Regions from separate parts of the Homo sapiens genome. Here region 1 is linked to region 2. A link is a loop called in an ENCODE intact Hi-C map of the cell type or tissue named here. Cell type or tissue: Calu3. All regions are shown on one strand. Links, peaks and the distances in the headings refer to the core of each region. The heading gives the core; the rest is flanking DNA. Region 1 holds the start of LOC105375602 (a long non-coding RNA gene). Region 2 has its middle 33 kb from the start of SHH.

Evidence for each region. Peaks named below come from ENCODE experiments on the same cell type or tissue, not always from the same donor. Only the 100,000 strongest peaks of a DNase experiment are listed, where the experiment ranks them.
Region 1: a loop joins it to region 2, with 4 times the contacts of the local background. A loop is called at or near these places in 1 of 110 quality-filtered maps.

The regions. Positions count from the first base shown.
Region 1 is chr7:156,145,517-156,155,681 of GRCh38, reverse strand. It overlaps LOC105375602 (a long non-coding RNA gene), which reads right to left and starts at 8,313. Exons shown (of 3, transcript XR_928249.4): 1 at 8,195-8,313; 2 at 1,980-2,126. LOC105375603 (a long non-coding RNA gene) reads left to right here and starts at 9,693. Exons shown (of 3, transcript XR_928250.2): 1 at 9,693-10,165. In Calu3, for the core only: no CTCF peak of the experiment used is centred there; DNase peaks (open chromatin) are centred at 4,411 and 8,391.
Region 2 is chr7:155,839,972-155,850,136 of GRCh38, reverse strand. No RefSeq gene overlaps it. Among named protein-coding and RNA genes, the nearest start is that of SHH, 33 kb to the right of the region's middle. RefSeq lists silencers at 2,051-2,251, 4,212-4,359 and an enhancer at 8,697-9,896. In Calu3, for the core only: no CTCF peak of the experiment used is centred there; a DNase peak (open chromatin) is centred at 5,796.

The sequences.
Region 1 (10,165 bases), core at 963-8,962, 310 kb before region 2:
TTTTTTTTTTTTTTTTTTTTTTTTTCTACGTCTACACCCGCACCACGTCCACACCTGTGACGTCCCCACTTGTTCTACGTCTACACCCGCACCACGTCCACACCTGTGACGTCCCCACTTGTTCTACGTCTACACCCGCACCACGTCCACACCTGTGACGTCCCCACTTGTTCTACGTCTACACCCGCACCACGTCCACACCTGTGACGTCCCCACTTGTTCTACGTCTACACCCGCACCACGTCCACACCTGTGACGTCCCCACTTGTTCTACGTCTACACCCGCACCACGTCCACACCTGTGACGTCCCCACTTGTTCTACGTCTACACCCGCACCACGTCCACACCTGTGACGTCCCCACTTGTTCTACGTCTACACCCGCACCACGTCCACACCTGTGACGTCCCCACTTGTTCTACGTCTACACCCGCACCACGTCCACACCTGTGACGTCCCCACTTGTTCTACGTCTACACCCGCATTGTGTCCACACCTGTGACGTCCCCACTTGTTCTACGTCTACACCCGCACCACGTCCACACCTGTGACGTCCCCACTTGTTCTACGTCTACACCCGCATTGTGTCCACACCTGTGACGTCCCCACTTGTTCTACGTCTACACCCGCACCACGTCCACACCTGTGACGTCCCCACTTGTTCTACGTCTACACCCGCACCACGTCCACACCTGTGACGTCCCCACTTGTTCTACGTCTACACCCGCACCACGTCCACACCTGTGACGTCCCCACTTGTTCTACGTCTACACCCGCACCACGTCCACACCTGTGACGTCCCCACTTGTTCTACGTCTACACCCGCACCACGTCCACACCTGTGACGTCCCCACTTGTTCTACGTCTACACCCGCACCACGTCCACACCTGTGACGTCCCCACTTGTTCTACGTCTACACCCGCACCACGTCCACACCTGTGACGTCCCCACTTGTTCTACGTCTACACCCGCACCACGTCCACACCTGTGACGTCCCCACTTGTTCTACGTCTACACCCGCACCACGTCCACACCTGTGACGTCCCCACTTGTTCTACGTCTACACCCGCACCACGTCCACACCTGTGACGTCCCCACTTGTTCTACGTCTACACCCGCACCACGTCCACACCTGTGACGTCCCCACTTGTTCTACGTCTACACCCGCACCACGTCCACACCTGTGACGTCCCCACTTGTTCTACGTCTACACCCGCACCACGTCCACACCTGTGACGTCCCCACTTGTTCTACGTCTACACCCGCACCACGTCCACACCTGTGACGTCCCCACTTGTTCTACGTCTACACCCGCACCACGTCCACACCTGTGACGTCCCCACTTGTTCTACGTCTACACCCGCACCACGTCCACACCTGTGACGTCCCCACTTGTTCTACGTCTACACCCGCACCACGTCCACACCTGTGACGTCCCCACTTGTTCTACGTCTACACCCGCACCACGTCCACACCTGTGACGTCCCCACTTGTTCTACGTCTACACCCGCACCACGTCCACACCTGTGACGTCCCCACTTGTTCTATGTCTACACCCGCATTGTGTCCACACCTGTGATGTCCCCTCGGAACCTGGCACCCACAGACAACACCCTGGTGTGGTGCATGGGGATGTATGGGGTCCAGCCGTTCAGGAACAAAATTCTAGAAATTCCTGCACAACTGGGGTCACTGTTTCTCAGCTGACTCCCTAGGGTCTCTCCCGTTGAGGTCATCGGATCCTATCTTTTGCTGTCTTGTTTTACCCAAAGTTGTATTCTGTTAGCCTACTCTGATGTTTTTCTAGACTGCTGCGGGGGGGACGGGGGGTTCTGCCATTTGTGTGGTGCTCACAGCTGGGCCCTGGGGATGGGACGAGAAGGTGCCAGGGGCATGCAGCCTCCTGGCATATGGGCAGCCCGGGAATGAACCTGGTCCCTCCTACAGGCCTGGCTGCCCTGAAGCCAGCACTCACTCACATTGCATCTCTCCATTGCTCTTGGTTTATCCATGTGTCTTCTCCCCAGTTTTATGGCAGGCTTCTCTGGAGGGAGAAGCGGAAGGGAAGAGTGGGAAGCCGACAGACAGGTTCAGAGGTTGGTCCTTCCACCTATTCCCTGTTAGTCCTAAATGGGAATAAAATATCAACTTCTTAGAATTAGAATAAGAATTAGCTGAAAGAAATGAAGGCAAAGTGCAAAACTCCTAGCTTTCAGTGAGTGGAAAATGAATGTGCTCTTTCAAGTTCCAGAAAGAGAGTGGAGAGTGGAGCCTTGTTTCTATGTCATGCCGTTCATGGCTCCCAGGGCAGAGCGGCATGGTTCAGTTGCTGTATGAGCCTGTTTTCATGCTGCTGATAAAGACATACCCGAGATGGGGCAATTGACAAAAGAAAGAGGTTTAATTGAACTTACAGTTCTATGTGGCTGGGGAGGCCTCACAATCATGGTGGAAGGCAAGGAGGAGCAAGCCACATCTTATATGGATGGCAGCAGGCAAAGAGAGAGAGCTTGTGCAGGGGAACTCTTCTTTATAAAACCATCACATCTCATGGGACTTATTCACTATCAAGAGAACAGCACAGGAAAGACCTGCCCCCATGATTCAATTACCTCCCACCGGGTCCCTCCCACAACACGTGGGAATTCAAGATGAGATTTGGGTGGGAACACAGCTAAAACATATTAGTTGCTATCTAATGGCCACCAGGTTTGGATGGAGTTAGCTAGTCCCAAGAATTGATTGAAGTCTGCTCTGACAGAGTTGCCAGATCTTGCCAATAAAAATAAAGAACACCCAGTTAGATTTGAAATTCAGATCAACAACAAATACTTTTAAGTATAAGTATGTCCCAAATATTGCATGGGAGATACTTAGACTAAAAAAAAATTCATTGTTGATCTAAAATTCAAATTTAACTTGGCTCTCTCTACCTGGCAACCCTGAGTGGAAGGGGTTTCAGAATCACATTTATGGGAGGATGGAAGGAGAAAGTGCTTTCAGAAGATCTGTGTTTCTTCCTGTTAGAAAGCCTGGCTGGAAAACCTCCCGGATTTACTGAAATATGTGAGCAGGAAAACCTACCGGATTTACTGAAATATGTGAGCAGAAAAACCTACCGGATTTACTGAAATATGTGAGTCCTGATTTTTATGGGCATTGGCCTCTCAACTTGTTGACTTAGAGTCGAAGCTCCTAAGCAGGGAAGACGTGGAAACACTCCGGAGGTCTGTGGAGGACCACAGAGACAGCTTCCTGTACTCAGCCTTGATTCCCTGGAGCAAGTCCATCAGAAACTGGAAAGAGCTGATGATCATTTTTCAATTTAGGTCAATGGATGTGAATTTTTATTGTCATTTTTATTTCTGAAATTTGAGGCATCTTATCAATGTGGTAATAACATTTCTTATTGCAGATCTGAGCTGACCTGAACTTACTGCATTGTATCCAAAGGGCAGAAATGAGTTTTCTAAGACTTTGTGGAAGTCACTATCAATTTGTTTTCCCTGGAGTCATGCTTTAGAAACACTTCTGAAAGCCAGGTTCTGTTTCTCCCTCGTGGACAAGTGACAACTCCCTTCTTCTCATAGTGGCTCTTAGGGATTCTGGATCAACAGGCAAAGTATGTATGATTATCATTGTCTTCCCCACTACTTCTCACGCCTCCTTCTATGCAGCAAAAACACTCAAAGATAATGCCACGAATTACAAGGTAAGGCAGGCCCGAAGAATTTTTTCTTGGTAATAAGTTATCCATTAAATACCACTGAAGCTGTTCTTGTTGTAAAACGCATGTCCACATCATCACAAATACTTTTTATAAAGTACTAGTAGTAAGACATTAAAAATGACAAAAATTCCTTTAATCTATAACAAAATTAATTTGCCTCACAATGAAATAAATACTGCCCAGACTGGTCTCTCCAGCTAGAGGCTACTACGTGAGTCAGGAAGACCATGGCTTTCTAATAAAGCATCAGTAAGAATTGGACCATTTCGCCTTCTCTCCTTCTCTTCAGTGAAGACGAGTGCTCTTCTCATGATTTATAACAATGGAGGATGTGACAGAACATCTCCTTTTGAGAAAAATGAACAAGCACTCTAAGTTTTACAAGCTGAAATGTGTCCATGAATCAGCCAACAACCACTGCTTTATAGAGCCAGAGAGAAAGGGAGAGAGAGAAAGAGAAAGAAGAGCTAGAATGGTTTAGGATTTAGAAGTCTGAGTCCTCTGCTGTCCCATCCAAAATCCAGGTCAAATGCAGTGTCATATCAGTCCCTACGTCCATCACCCCATGGGTGTGTACCAGGGACATGTGCAATGCAGAACAGAGATCACTGAGAAGCATTTTCTTTCGGACAACTTAAAATCTTGAAGGAGGAGGCGGTGCACATACAGGAAACACGGCAGGGGGTAGAGCACGTCAGTCACCTGCAGCTAAGTCATTAAGTCACCATGGCGAGCACTCCAAGCAGGAGGAGGAGGCAGAGAGTGACAGGTGATTTGGGGGTAGCTCTTCCACTTTCCCAAGATTTCCATGAGCGTCGGGCAGGGACAGTAAACACTGAAGTTTTTTGTTAACTTTATCCTAATAACAAAATATGATCTCCTGCAGGTGCATTGAGAATTTATTTATTCCAGACAGAAAGGTCAATTATATCCAATTTCTCATGCAGAGTTTTTAGGGACCCTATGTTCAACCTTTCATCTGACCTAATACTTCTGATGCTAAGACACATCCCCAAAAGATGTAGTGGCTCATATAAGCAATTTTTTAAAGATTGGTTTTTGTTGTTGTTGTTTGTTTTTCTTTACTGGGGTAAAAAACACATATAAATTTTACCATCATAACCATTTTTAAATGTACATTTCGAGGATGGGAGTGGTGGCTCACACCTATAATTCCAGTCCTTTGGGAGGCCGAGGCAGGTGGATCACCTGAGGTTAGGAATTCAAGACCAGCTTGGCCAACATGAGGAAACCCTGTCTCTACTAAAAATATAAAAATTAGCCAGGTGTGGTGGCGGGCGCCTGTAGTCCCAGCTACTCATGGAGGCTGAGGCAGGAGAATCGCTTGAACCCAGGAGGCAGAGGTTGCAGTGAGCTGAGATCACGCCACTGCATTCCAGCCTGGGTGACAGAGCGAGACTCGGTCTAAAAAAAATAATAAATAAATAAATAAAGTACAGTTCAGTCGCGTGAAGCATATTCACATTGCTGTGTAATGGGTCTCCAGAACCTTTTCATCCTGCAAATCCGAAATGCTGGCCCCATCGAACAACACCTCCTCTCGCCCCCGCAGCCATGACAGTAATTTGGAAGGGGGTTCACCGTCAAGGAGGGGGCGTCAAGGATGGGGCAAGGAGCAGCTTGAGCATGTACAGTTTGGAAAAGCCTCCCTAGGATTCTGATGGGCCCCTTGAAAGGCGCCTCTGGGAGTATCTGACTTAAAGGCACATTCATTTAAACAGACGGAAAGTGCAGTGTGATTGTGAGGCACAGACGTATGCTGGAAACCACAGTCTTTTGATCCATTCAAACAGCAGGAGCCTTGGCCCTGCCAAACACAAGCAGTGTGATTAGAGGAAGCGCTTAAGCACGGAGAGCCTCACTTTCCTCACCTGTTGGGGGAATAAAGCAATAGTAACTTGCAGGGCTTCATAGGGTTTAAATAAGATTCTCTGTAAACCACGCAGCATGCTGTGTGGCGTGTATTAGATGCTCAGTAAATGGCAGCAAGGACTACTGCAGTCCGTGCCTGAGGCTTCCTTCCTTTAATTTGGATGTGATAAATTCTGGACGACATCACCCAGCTGTCATTTAAAGATGTAAGTGGAATAAACTGAGAACCTGCAATGACATTAACTGTCTCTCGTTCTCATATGCATGTTAGAATTATCTGGAATTTAAAAAAAACACAGAGGCCAAGGCCTCAACTGGATCAAATGTGTCAGTATCTGCAGGCATGGGATGTCCTAGGTCTAAGCATTTTTCAAAAGCCTCCTGGGTGTTTGTTACTGTGAAACCAAAGTCAAGAACCCTAGATTATGGGAGCAATGAAAAATCTAAGATGAAATCAGAAGGGAGAGACGTGGCTCTGGGAAGGAGATTTTGCGATGCTCACAGCATGTCTCCAGGTGGCCCTCAAGAGAAAATATTGGCCCATTGGTGAGCCCTGGAGGAAGCACGAATCAGGAGAATTCAGAACCACGGGGTTCTGGCAAGAACAGTGGATATGAACAACACAGGCGTGGGGAAGGCCCGTGAAAGCAGGAAGATGAGCTCTGGAGAGAGAAGTCCTTGGAGCTGGAACAATCCTTCCTGTGCCTTCAATGGTTTGTTGTCTCTGTGTTGGTTGGTCTGCCCTTGGTCCTGGTTAATGGGCTTCACTCGGTGAAAAGAAGAGCTGAGACTATCGATGAACCAGACCTGGAGTCCACATCCTGCCACTCCCTCCAATGGGCCAGGCTTCAGTTCCTCACCTGTTGAACTCGTGGAAGGAATTAGATACTCAGCATGGAAACATTTCCTAGGTTTTGAAACCTCCATAAACTGGTATTGTGTGTGCGCGCTCGAGGGCCCTTGGTGTCCGTCCTGATGGTCTGGAAGCTCTGCCTCAGGATGCCGAGCGTGAGGAGCCCAGTGAAGGGGGCACAGGGAGGCCATGAGCCCCTAAGAGGCCCCACATGTGCAGCCAGGAGGGTGAAACTTCTGTGCAAAGCCAACCTCATAGAGCTTTGCACACACCCCACACAGCACACAAGGCTGTCCTGCAATAAGACCAGCAGGCACACAACGAAATGACCAAGGTGAACAGACTCTGCGTGAGGGGTGCACCTTGCCTATGATGGAGACACAGCCAGGCAGGGCACTCACTGGTCCTGGCTGGAGAGGGAGGAGGGCAGGTGTGTTCACCCCAGGAGAGAAGAGCCGTCTCCAGCCCGTGGTGCACAATGCAAACCAGCAGCACGGCAGGAAGGCCTCCACGTGTGGGCAGTTTTCTCGGGAACTCATTCGGGTAACTTATCTTTTTATTCACTGCAAATCCCAGGCCTGTGCCTTTTCCCTCTCAAGAACATTAAGTTCTAATCCCTTCCAAATCCTTTCCATAAAAAGTGTGATACTGTTAAGAGTTCTATAATGTCATCTTCCTGGGGATTCGGATTTTCACTAGGAAAGTTTTCAGCTACAGAAATAAAGCTTTTAAAATACAAGCTCAAGCAAAGCAAGCAGGCAGACAAGTGGCCCAAAATACAGGTGGGTTTTCCAGTTCTCCACGGTGACTCAGCAGATGCAGGGAACCCCTCACAGTGTCCACGACCCAGGCCCAAGGTGATACGGAAGGTGCAGGGCCCCCCTTATAGTGTCCACAGCCCAGGCCCACGGTGATACGGCAGGTGCAGGGCCCCCCTCATAGTGTCCACAGCCCAGGCCCACGGTGATACGGCAGGGGCAGGGTCCCCCTCATAGTGTCCACAGCCCAGGCCCATGGTGATACGGCAGGGGCAGGGTCCCCCTCATAGTGTCCACAGCCCAGGCCCACGGTGGTATGGCAGGTGCAGGGCCCCCCTCACAGTGTCCTTGGCCACCTCCATAGAGGAGAAGGCAGGAAGCATGAGCACACGGCAATCTGACTTTCTTTGGCCCCTCCTACGTGTACCTCCTTCCACACACTCCGGTATCATATTTGCAGGGCTCCATCAAGCTGAGGGCTTCATGGGCAGACCCCTAACTCCCTGTGACCTACACGGCTGGCTGGAGCCCCGTGTTTGGCTGTGACCTCTGGCTGGCCTTCCAAGTCTGATGTGGCAGGTCTTTCCTCAGTAACTGAAAGGCCATAAATGCAGCTACTCTGCAGGAAGCCGCAGACCAACTGGAAATGGCAGTGGGGGCTGATGGAGACTGAGAGCTTATTCAATTTTGGGTAAAAATCTTTGCAAATTACCTGCATTCTCACTTTTTTTTTCTTTTTAGAGGAGTCTAGTGACTAAAATCAAATACCTTAGGTTGAACCATTGTGGAGCACTCATATTTGACCATCTTTGACCACAAAAATGGCAATTCCATATACTTAATTTCTGCAATGAAGGCTCTTAAAGTTCCTTGGGTCACCATCTATGATTTCAACTCTCCTTATAAAATGTTAGGGAGTGGCTAATTTTACATGAGGCTCTGAGAAGCTTTGTGACTTACCCAAGACCAGGAGGGACTTGTGCCCTGACATACAGAAGGGAAGGCTGAGCTGGAAAGAGTGGCTGCATCGTATTCTTTAGATACAATATTTTGTAGCACCAGCCTCTTAGTCATTTCAGAGCTGGGAAAAATGTAGTTTGGACTTTGGACTTCTGATAAATCGCATTCCCACTAATCAGGCTTTGGCTGTGGTGACTCCTGCGGTAAGCTGGGGTGGCCTCTGCCTCACTGTGCCTGGTGAAAAGCGCCTTCAGGATTTGAGAGTCATGGCACTAACTAACCTGACACCCCAGTTCAGAAGCCCAGAGATTCCAGTAAGTTTCTCGATCTCCCCAGTGAATTCTTCCCGTGGGATGGAGAGAGTGCCATGTCACTCCAATCCTCCTATTTAATGTCCAACCATGAATCGTTTTTACATCTTTAGTGTAATTAAGACCCTTAATCCCACTTAATACCCTGGCCCCTGTCACTGGACAGCGTCTATGTGCTTGGAATGGGCCATGAGGAATTGTCTGTCATATTTAAGTTTTGCTAAGTGAACTTTTATTGAAAGTGGCTTTAAACAGTTTCAGTCTTCTGCAATAGTTTTCAGTGACTTGTGTGAATGCCAGAAAGTAATAAGCTAATGTTTCAAGATAATAGAAATGAGGAAGATTTGTTTTGTTTGAGGGTTTGGTGATTTTTCCCCTGAGGTGTATGAAAAAGATGCCCTTCTCCACTTCTTTAAGGCCAAGGAAGAATCCCATATTCACGGAGGGTGGTCAGCCTGTGACCACTAGAAAGGCACACAGTAACATTTTCTCTGGGTCTTTGAAATTCTTAACAGTCAGATTCGCAGTGCAGCTTGATTTCACCTCTAGTTGGTTTTTTTTTCTTTTAAGAATTTTGCTATTCTTAAAAGCAGAATTTAAGCAGAATGGCAAAGGTGCTGACCGGGAGGGACTGGGATGACCAGAGGCAGGCACAGCTCCCTTGAGAGCATCTCAGCTGACTGTCACCCATTCCTGGCATCCTTCCCACCTGCCAGAGCAAGCTGCAGCACAGCTTTCTATTTCTCCCGGCTCCCAGCCCTCCCGGAGCCCCATGTGCTGCTCTTCACGGTCTCAACCCCTCTTTGGAACAATTAATAAGAAGAATCCACCACCTCTGACTCTTCCTTTCATATGCCTTCCCCTTCTCATTTCCAAGGTCGTCCCATAGGAGAGAACCTGTTGCCATGTCCTTCAGCTGGCTCCCCCACACCGCAGCCCATGTGAGCTGGTGTTTATGCCGAGTTCATGTGGGTCCTGATCCCAACTTTCCTTGCTGCTCCTCTCCAACTTATCGAAATCCCAGTCACCCTTCAGGGGCCATCTTGGTTTCCTGTTCTTCCTAGAGGCCTTCCCCGGCCCTCCCAGCCACAGCAATCTCTTCTCTACTCCTTCTACCCATAGAACTCCCTAACTATGACATCCACGGAACCTGGGTTGTTCCACGGGGCATCCTAATCTGCTTGCGCTGCTGTAACAAAGTACCCCAAACTGGGTGGCTTAAACCGAAAACACGTATGTCTCACAGTTCTGGAGGCAGGCGAGTCCTAGATGAAGACACTGGTAGATCCAATGTCTGGCAAGTACTCTTCCAGTTTTGCATACGGCTCTTGACCTCCTTTAAACCTACCAATCCCAGAGGCCTCACCTCCTTATGCATCTCCCTGGGGGTTAGAGTTTCAATAGATGAATTTTGGGAGAACAAAATGTGCAGTCCGTACCATGGGGTTCATGATTTTTTTAATGTGTGTATATTTCCCTAATTAGACCGCATGCCAAAAAGGAGGTACCCAATCAAAGTGCGTTAATGAAAAGGCAAATTGAACCGAAAACATTTAAAATCAATTTTTTTTTGCAAATTTGAAACACACCATGCATTATTATAAACTACAGTCATCAGGCTATGCAATGCTTCACTAAAACTTGTTCTTTTTGTCTGACT
Region 2 (10,165 bases), core at 1,471-9,470:
CTCAGAGTCCACACTGCTGCGCTTCCCTGAAAGAAGGGGCCACTGTCATGCCCCCCGCCTGGGGCCTGAGTTGCTGCTGCACCTGCCCCACCCTTCCCCAGAGCCTGGGCTGCTGTGACACCCCCAGCCCTGAGCCCAAGTTACCTCTACCCCCAACTCTTGGGTCCAAGTTACCTCCACCTCCTACCAATGGGTCCAAGTTACCTCCACCTCCCACCCCTGGGCCCAAGTTACATCCACGTCCCACCCCTGAGCCTAAGTTACCTCCACCCCCCACCCCCAGTTCCAAGTTACCTCCACCCCGCCCCCTGGTCCTAGGTTTCCTTGCCCCCTGCCCCTGGGGCCAAGCTGCCACAGGGTTATGTGCACCCCAGGGCTAAGTCACTCTGTGCACCACCATCCCCAGGGCATCACTGCTACTGGATCCACCCCAGAGTGACCTCAGACGGGAGCTGTGGAGACACCAAGGTGCCCAACAGATTAGACAAAAGGCAGATGAGGAAACAGACAGCACCAACTCCCTCTTGAGGGATGATGGAAAGCAAGCACTGTTGCTACACCCAATCCCTGGAGCTGGGTGTGTGGACACGGTGCTCAGGTTGGCTTTCGGTAAGCGGCAGGTGGCTCCCTGTCACAGTGTGTGAGAGCCACCATCTCCTCCCTGCTTGTCTTTAAGTCTTGAGAGCAGTAACCCCACAGGTGTTCTTTATGGTCCACTGGCAGGCCCCAGGCGACAGCTGGAGTTAAGATTCTGGGGCCAGAGGAGTGGAGCCTGTTACAGACACAGACTTTTCTGAATGTGCAAAACCGCACGAGCAGAATCACTCCTGCGGAGGAAGCCACCCGGAAAATCCCATCTCAGAGTAGGAGGGAGGCCAGTGGGACAGCCCCACACTTCCAAGAGTGTCTTTAGGAGGATAACTGCCTTTTTTTTTATCGGATTGACGAGGCACAGTGGGCATTAAGAGTGAACTACGCACCTGTTAAAGGAAGCATATGCCCTCCCAGCCCCTGGGAACAGCTGTGGGACTTGCAACATATCTCCTCCCCTTTAGCTACATCCGTGTCACACCCTGTCCCTTCACCCCTACAACCATAAATCCTTCTGACAGACAGCAGAGAGCCCTGGACTCGGAGTGACGGTGGGAGAGCCAGGACCCCAGGACCGTGGTGGACACGCGAGACCTGTCACATGGGCAGAGGAAGAGAAGACGGGGAGGGGACACTGAGGGATGTGGCAGGAATTCCTGGGGCAACCCTGGTCTTCTGAGCCAAGTAGAAGAGGGGTGGGTCAATGAAAGTGGAGACCCAGGCTGGGTGCAGTGGCTCATGCCTGTAATCCCAGCACCTTGGGAGGCCAAGGCAGGCAGATAACCTGAGGTCAGGAGTTTGAGACCAGCCTGCCCAACATGGCAAAACCCCATCTCTTCTAAAAACACAAAAATAAGCCGGGCATGGCGGCGGGTGCCTGTAATCCCAGCTATTCGGGAGGCTGAGACAGGAGAATCACTTGAACCCAGGAGGCGGAGGTTGCAGTAAGCCGAGATCACACCACTGAACTCCAGCCTGGGCAACAGAGCAAGACTCTCAAAAAGAGAAGGGAAGGGAAGGGAAGGGGAGGGGAGGGGAGGGGAGGGGAGGGGAGGGGAGGGGAGGCAAGGGGAGGGGAGGGGAGGGGAGGCGAGGGGAGGGGAGGGACACACTAAGAGCCCCAGGCCTGGGGGCACCAGAGAATAGGAGACAGGAGGCTGGAGAGCGGGCAGGGAAGGAGGGAGGTGCAGGTCCCCTGCTCTCCCAACATTGAGGGAGGGACTTGTGCCTGTGCAGGCAGCAGGAAAGCTCCAGGCACCTCCTGTTCTTCCCTGAGGCCTCAGGGCCTCCTGCCAGGGCCTTCTTCCCACAGGCCCTTGCAGAGACTCCCTGCAGGACTGCAGAAGCGTGTCCCACACACCTGCCTCCTACCTGAGAAACACCCTCTGTTCCTGAACGCAGAGCCTCACCAGCGGGCGATCTGTCCGCGCTTCCCTGAACACACTCCGTTTTTCCGTTTCCGTGGCTTTAAAGCCTTCCCAGTGCTCAGAGCAGCAGCATCCTCAGCAGCCAAGGCGGGGAAACAACCCAGGTGTCCATCCAGGGACCCATGGGCGAAGAATGCGGCCACACACAGAGGAATGTCATTCTGCCTTCAAAAGGAAGGAAATTCTGACATCCCGCCACAACACCCACAACACGGGTGAGTCTTGAGGACCTTATGCTCCGTGAAGGAAGCCACTCACCAAAGAACAAACGCTGCGTGATTACACTCAGATGAAATATCTAAAATCCAGAGACAGAGAAGGCGGGCTCGAGGTTCTCACGGCTGCGGGGAGGAAGGTGTGGGGAGGTCTTCCCTAATAGGTACAGAGCTGCTGTTTGCGGTGATGAAAAAGGTTTGGAAGTAAATAGTGGGTTTCACAACGTTGTGAATGCAATTAATGCCACGGAGTTGTACACTTAAAAATGGTCTTAAAGGGCAAATTTTGTTATCCATATTTTGCTAAATGTTTCGTAAGTTAATAAAACGATGTAACAAAAACCATTGAATTGTACACATTAAATGGGGGAATTGTATAGTATTGTGAATTATATCTCAATAAAGCTGTTTAAAGGTGAGCACCCTTTCCCAACCCACAAAGACCCACGTGGTCTGGACCCCCACCCTCGCCCTCGGCCCTGCAGTCACGGCTCTCCCCGGGACCTGGGCTCCGTCTCACAGTCTCCTCAGCGAATCTCTGATTGCTCTGCTACATTATAATCAACTCCTTGACATTCGAGACAGTGTTTCCTTCCCCTCTGAGCCCCCCACATCACCCCCCACAGTGTGTCCTTCTTCCCAAGTAAAGATGCGTCAGCCCCTGTGTCGGCAGATGGTGCCCTGAGAGCCAACAGCCAGCCTTGTGGTCTTGTGAAGAGGAACCGCCCGGTCTCCTACCTCACAACCTCTCCACCTCACAACATCTCCAACTCACAACGTCTCCACCTCACGACCTCTCCACCTCACGACCTCTCCACCTCACGACCTCTCCACCTCACGACATCTCCCATCTCACAACGTCTGCCACCTCACAACGTCTCCACCTCACGACCTCTCCACCTCACGACCTCTCCAACTCACAACCTCTCCACCTCACAACGTCTCCACCTCACAACATCTCCCACCTCACAACGTCTCCACCTCACAACATCTCCCACCTCACAACCTCTCCACCTCACAATGTATCCACCTCAAAACGTCTCCACCTCACAACCTCTCCACCTCACAACATCTCCACTTCACATCTCCACCTCACAAGGTCTCCACCTCACAACATCTCCCATCTGGAGACGTCTCCCACTTCACAGGGTCTCTCACCTCACAATGTCTCCACCTCACAACGTCTGCATTTCACAACGTCTCCACGACCAGACACTCTGATATTCTCCAACCCATCCACCTAGTCCACCCAGGTCCAAGACATCTTTCCATGCTTTACTGGTCTCTCTGCTTTCATCCAAGCTCCTGGAATCTGTTCTCAACACAGCTCCAAACTGATCCTGTTAAAGCATAAGTCAGATCATTCTTCTGCCAAAACCCTCCAAGGACCCCACTTCTCTCAGCGTCAGAGCAGAAGTCCCAGAGTGGACTCCAGGGTCCTACAGATTTGCCCCAGCACTTCTCCAACCTCTTCTCCCTCAGCACACCCCTACCAAGCCCACGCTGCCACAGGCCTTTGCATGAACCACCCCTCCTCCCAGAATGCTCCCCCAGAATTCTGCCAGGCTCACTACACACACCCCGGCTTCCCCTTCTGCTCAGTCGGCGTCTTCTCAAAGGTCCCATCCAGATGCCTCATGCAGCTTGCATCATCTCACTACCCCAAGCATACCCAGGTCTTTACCTGGCTCTATTTTTTCTAAAACTACATATTACCTTTGTTGATTAAAGAAAAAAACATAAGCTTTTAAAGATTTAAAGTTAGTTTTTTTTGTTTTGTTTTGTTTTGTTTTGTTTCTTACAGAGTCTCACTCTGTCGCCCAGGCTGGAGTGCAGAGGTGCAATCTCGGCTCACTGCAAGCTCCGCCTTCTGGGTTCACGCCATCCTCCTGCCTCAGCCTCTCGAGTAGCTGGGACTATAGGTGCACGCTGCCATGCCCGGCTAATTTTTTATATTTTTAGTAGAGATGGAGTTTCACCGCCCGCCTTGGCCTCCCAAAGTGCTGAGATTACAGGCAGGAGCCACTGCACCTGGCCAAAGATTTAAAGTTAGTTTTATTAGAAGTCTTATTGAGAACTACAGCCTGAGGCCTCCAGTCGGGGAGTCCGGGAGTGGTCTTTTAGATGGGTTTTAGGAGACTACTTGAATCCAGTGTTTTGGTTTATGGTTCACATGCAGGTGGTAAAGATTGAGTATAGGTAAAATTATGTTGAAGTTCAGGTGTGAGAGCATATCTGGTTGTAGTTATAGAAGGAAAGTTATTAATTTTGTTGGACATTTTATGTATTGAGGGACAGGGCTGCAGTCCCTGGACAAACAGAGGCTATCAGGGAAAAGAATAGAGAATGTCCAACGAGCCCCGCACTGCATGTGAGGGCGACTGTTCTGAAAAGCAGGAAAATCAGGGGTGCCGGGGAGCTGTGCCCCTAGGTGAGAGTCAGGAGCCTTCATCCCCAGGGGACCGGGCTGCCAGACCCGATAAGAGATGCTGCAGGACCCGTCGGGCGCCATCATCCTCCTGTGAAAGAGCTGGTCCTGCTGAGCAGGAAGTCCGGGTCTACCCCCGGGAGCTCACGGTGAGGCACCTGGGCAAGTGGGAGGACCCCTGAGCCCCAGATTCCCGCTCACAGAAGAAATCTACTAGTAACGACCAAATAGGGATGTGGTGAAGACAACTAACCCATGCAAAGCCACGTGGAATGGCCTTTCTCTTCCCAGACCTGTGAATTGTGGACAGCCTGCATTCACTTCCAGGTTTCTAGCGGGGAAAACCCAAAAACTGGAAAACCTGGACCCCTCTCTCTCTCTGTGACCACAGATAGAAATCGGGAGGTGAGGAAGGGAAGCAGGTGTCTGGACCCAGGACCCTCACCTGGCTTAAGTGCAGGTGTGCATCTGCCTTACACAGGAGGGGCTTCCTCTGAGACATGGGCTCCAGATGCTGCCTTGGGGACAGGCAGGGCCCCACCAGGAAGACAGGCCTCCAATTCCAGGGAGAGAGAGTTCTTGCCCGGAGAGCCCCAAAGGTAACCTGACCATTCTGTCCAGGGTTCAGGAGACTTGCATTACCCAAGGAGCTGTCCCAGGCCATGGGCGGAGAGGGGCAAGGAGGGGACGGGGAGTGATGTGCTCGGGCTGGGGCATGGGGAGGACGGGCCGCTAGGAAGAGCAGAATGGCGACCTCAGCGGGGAAACATCCCCAGTGCCTACGGAGAGATAGGAAAAGGCCCAAGCAGGTTCCATGCCCTCGTGGAGCTCGGGGGCGCTGAAGTCCCAGCTGCCCGGGATCTTCCATGGAAGCACGTCTGGAGGTTTGCCCGAACTCTTGGTGCATGTTCTGAGTCTCTGCCACTGTCAGGTCCCTGGGTCTTCGACACAGACCCATGTTAGGGCAGCTTTGGTTTAGTAACTTCCTCCAGAGATTCTCAGAGTCAGAAAGTGGAGAAACTGGAATTGGGCCCCGCTCATGTTCTTCCAAGCCATGCCGCCTCCCAACGCCCTTCCGGCTCCAGTTCAAGAGCGGGGGAGGGGGACCCGGAGGGAACACCCAGGAACGCTGTGGTTAATCATTGCTGGGCTCCTGGGGCCGTCCAGAGCTCTTAAGGAAGTGGCCTGAGGATGCCGCCAGCTCGAGGGAGGCCCCTAGCTGGACATCAGAGACATTTTTCATCCACAGGCAGGCGGCGGGGGTGCAGTCCTCATGCCGGCCAGGGATCAGGTCTCAGGGTAAGGAGGGCAAGGCCTGTGGGGTGAGGGGGCGATGGCCTGCCCAGGACCCCAGCTACACAGGGCCTGGCCTGCCAGAAGTCAGGGCCAGCCACTCTTCATGGAGTTCCCCACCCAGCACCCCAGAAGTCACCTGAGAGTCCCCATAAGGTGGCCAGCACCACTCAGCAGGGCTAAGCCCACCACATGAGTGCCGGGCTCACGTCCCCCAGGCTTTCTGAGTTGAGGAATAAGCACTGACCACACGCAGGGGCAGCCCGTCCCCCATGTCCTTCTGTGGACCTGACCCCTTGCCAGCTGGCCTGGGTGCAGTGTGGGTTGGCCGACACTGCTCGTCCACACTCTGACCCCAGGGGACGCTTGCCCCATTCTGGATGCTTTCTCTCATCCCTTCCCGGTCTCTTTTCTTGGGAAAATGTCCAGCAGGTGCTGATGGAGCACATCAGTTGAGTTCATCCTACTCATGTCCCCCCCAGGAACCCCACAGCCCTGGCCTAGGCCAGCAGGCCCCGCAGACACCAGGCCCCGCGGACACCAGGCCCTGCAGGTGCCAGCCTCTCCATGCCCCCACACCACAGGCCTCGGGTCCACAGACAGTTGCTGAGAAGTGAAACTTCCCTAACCTGAAAATCTGAAATCTGAGATACTCAAGAATCGGAAATTTTCCGAGCACCGTCACAAGGCCACGAGCAGAAAATTCCACGCACAGCTCGAAACTCAGGCGCACAACACACACTTGCTGCAGCGTCCCTGAGGGGAGACACGTTACCTGTTACCTTCAGGCTGCGTATAGACAGCGCATATGAAACATAAATGAATTTTGGGTTTCGACTTGGGTGCCATCCCCAAGATATCCCTTATGCAAATATGCCAAAATCCAAAACAGTCGGAAATCCAAATCACTGCAGCCCCAAGCATTTGGATAAGGGAGACTCAACCTGTGCTAAGCGGCTGAGTTCTAAGCATGAGGACCTTGCCAGGGGGCAGGCCTGGTCCCCGCCCTTGAGAACAGGGGTGTCTCATGGGCTTACCGTCCGTAAGTGTAAAACAGAGCCTATGCCAAAACAAAACAAAACAAAACAACTCACAGACGCGCCCCTGAACGCTGAGGACACCAAGGTCAGCCCCTACTCTGCCCTGACCTGCTATGTCTGCAGCTCCCAGACCTGAGACGTGGATGAAGGTAAGCTGGGCCCAGCCGCTTCTTGGGGTCTCCGTGAAGATTTCCTCTGGGGAATCTCGAACAGTTTCACTTGAAGGACATCTCATGTGTGTCACTGTTGTCTCCTGGATACATTTGTAGGCAATGGCTCCATGAGGGACAGAGGGTCCTGGCCTGGTGTCCTCGGTCCTCCCTGGTCAGTGAGTCTGGGATGTGTTTCTTTGGCCCGTTCTGCACGGAAAGGAGCCCTCACCTGAGGCCCTGAACTCCCTCTTCACTCCCTGCTTCTGGCATCTCCTTTGCCCTGGCCTGCCCCCATCTCAGTGCTGACCACCCTTCCATGAAGTTCCTGTCCTAGCCCCCGCAGGACGTCACTCCTCCTGCCCTGGGCCCCGAAAGCCCTCGCGCTTGTTGTTGATGTTACACAAATCAGCGTTTGGTGCACGCAGTCTTTACTCCTGAAGGAGGAGCTAAGCTCTGTGTGGGCCAAAACAAAGAAATGACTTTTTTTTTTTCTTTTTGAGACAGGGTCTCACTCTGTCACCCAGGCTGGAGTGCAGTGGTGCGATCTCAGCTCACTGCAACCTCCGCCTCCCGGGTTCAAGCAATTATCCAGCCTCAGCCTCCTGAGTAGCTGGGATTACAGGCACACGCCACCACACCCGGCTAATTTTTATATTTTTAATAGAGACGGATTTCACAATGTTGGTCAGGCTGGTCTCAAATTCCTGACCTCGTGATCTGCCCACCTCAGCCTCCCAAAGTGCTAGGATTATAGGGGTGAGCCACCGCTCCCGGCCCTACTATTTGTTTTTTATGTATCCTCCACCTCCATCACCACCATAATGTAGACACTTGGTAAACACCTGTGGTTGGGGAAGAAGGAAATAGCTCTAAGGGGAAAGGTGCTGGTTTCCTGCTACCCTGACATGTCATCGGGGAGAGGAAGGACGTCATTCCAAGATATCTGTAACACAGGAGGATGAGGGAGAAAGGAAATGTCTGCCCACCGCAGCTTCTCCCATCTTACTGCAGATGATTTAATATCAAACGAGGTGGAAACGATGCTGGCAACTTATTTCTGGCCCACATCCTCACACCCAGGACAGAGCATGGTACTGAGGACACAGGTAGGATCTGTGGGCTATGATAGGAATTCACTTTTCCACTTCCAAGGTGAAGTTCTTCCAAGAATAAAAATTAATGATTTTCCTCAAAAATTGAAGGGGCTGCTGGGCACAGTGGCTCACGCTTGTAATCCCAGCACTTTGGGGGGCCGAGGCAGGAGGATCACCTGAGGTCAGGAGTTTGAGACCAGCCTGGCCAAGATGGCAAAACCCTGTCTCTACTAAAAATACAAAATTTAGCCAGGCATGATGGCATGCACCTGTAGTCTCAGCTACTTGGGAGGCTGAGACAGAAGAATTGCTTGAATCCAGAAGGTGGAGGTTACGGTGAGCTGAGATCATGCCACTGCACTCCAGCCTGGGTGACAGAGGGAGACTGTCTCAAGAAAAAAAAAAAAAACAACTGAAGAGGCTGAGGAAAGTACAGGTGAAGACACACCAGAGGGTGAGCACCTGCCAAGCTAACGTCCCAGGGATATAACCTCCACCCTCCTGTTTCTCAGCCGCTACAGCCCTGGGGGCTGTCACTGAACCAAAGGGGTAGCAAAACATTGGCAGTCGGCCTTAAGAGACAAAACTGTAAAAACCAGGACAGTTTAACTGCCAGTTCATGCAAACCAAACAGAATGCTGTTTAGTGACAAATTGGTCACTACTGAAGATGGGCAACAGCACCCAGGGTGTACAGAAACACACGCACACCGTGGGTGAGGAATAAAAGTGTCAACACAGGCGTGGTCTATTGTCTGCACATATTGGTCAGCACGTGGACCTTCATCCTGAGACACATGTGCCCACGGGATTGCATCGTCTTCCCTTTGGGGCAGGCAAGGAAGGAAAGAACGGGACATCACTCACCTTTCAGGGAGGAATAGGGCTTAGTCCACAAAGCCAAGAACTGGTCTTCGATGAAACCAGGCCAAGCAGGCAGCACTCCAATGCCATGTAACCCAGAAGCCAGCTTGCCAGAGATGACATAAGAAAACCTAAAAGTGAGATAATTTTTCAAGGGTCACTTGTCAAAAAAGGCAGAAAAATCCAACGCAAGGGCAGTCCAGAAGGCGCCGAGGTACCTGGAGACGACTGAGCCAGCTAAGTGACCGTGTGAGTTACGTTCCATCTCTGAGGCTCCAGCCTTCGTATCGATGGGGACAGGTGCCCGCGTGGAACAAACACACTCAGTTCTGACAACAGCACAGACTTGGACTTTCTCTACACAGGTAGGGCCACTCCTTCTGAAGAGGTTTGTCCTTCCACACAGGCTCCCGTTCCAGTCATGCAGCCGTCAACACCTGGGTTCAGAATCTGAAGTACGCTTTTCAGATATCCTCAGAAGAGACCGAGAGTTGTCCTTTAAGGATGAATTTCATCTTCTGAAGCGACCAGAGATATCAGAAGCCAAATGCAGTGACTACAATGAGCTGTCCAGCACGGTCAAACTACAGAAGAGCTCGGCTTCCTGAGGTGAGGACTTTGAAGGAAAAAGCGCTCATGGGGATGTGTGTGGTCAAGTGTATTGGATAAAGAAAAATCGGTGTTCTTTCCTTGCTAGGTGTGTGTGTGTGTGTGTGTGTGTGTGCCTGCTCGCTGGCACATCTCACACTTTGTTTTGAAGCCTCGGAGAGCTAACAGACTCACTAGTAAATGCACTGGGGAGTCTACTATTACTAGCCCATCCCTTTTGAAAGCAAATATACCTTCAAATAGATACGTTTTGTTTTGATTATGTCTCAGATCTGTTTAAAATAGGACCTAGCTGAATCCGGCAGAAATGCACATGCATTCAAAATACACTTTGAGAGTCTGTGAACTCTAAGCAGAAAACTGCTCACAAATTCCAATAAACTCTTCCAGTTTTCTATGACAAGAAGGGAAACAGCTGCAGGAAGCTTCCAGGACAGGGAACCGGTGGTGGTT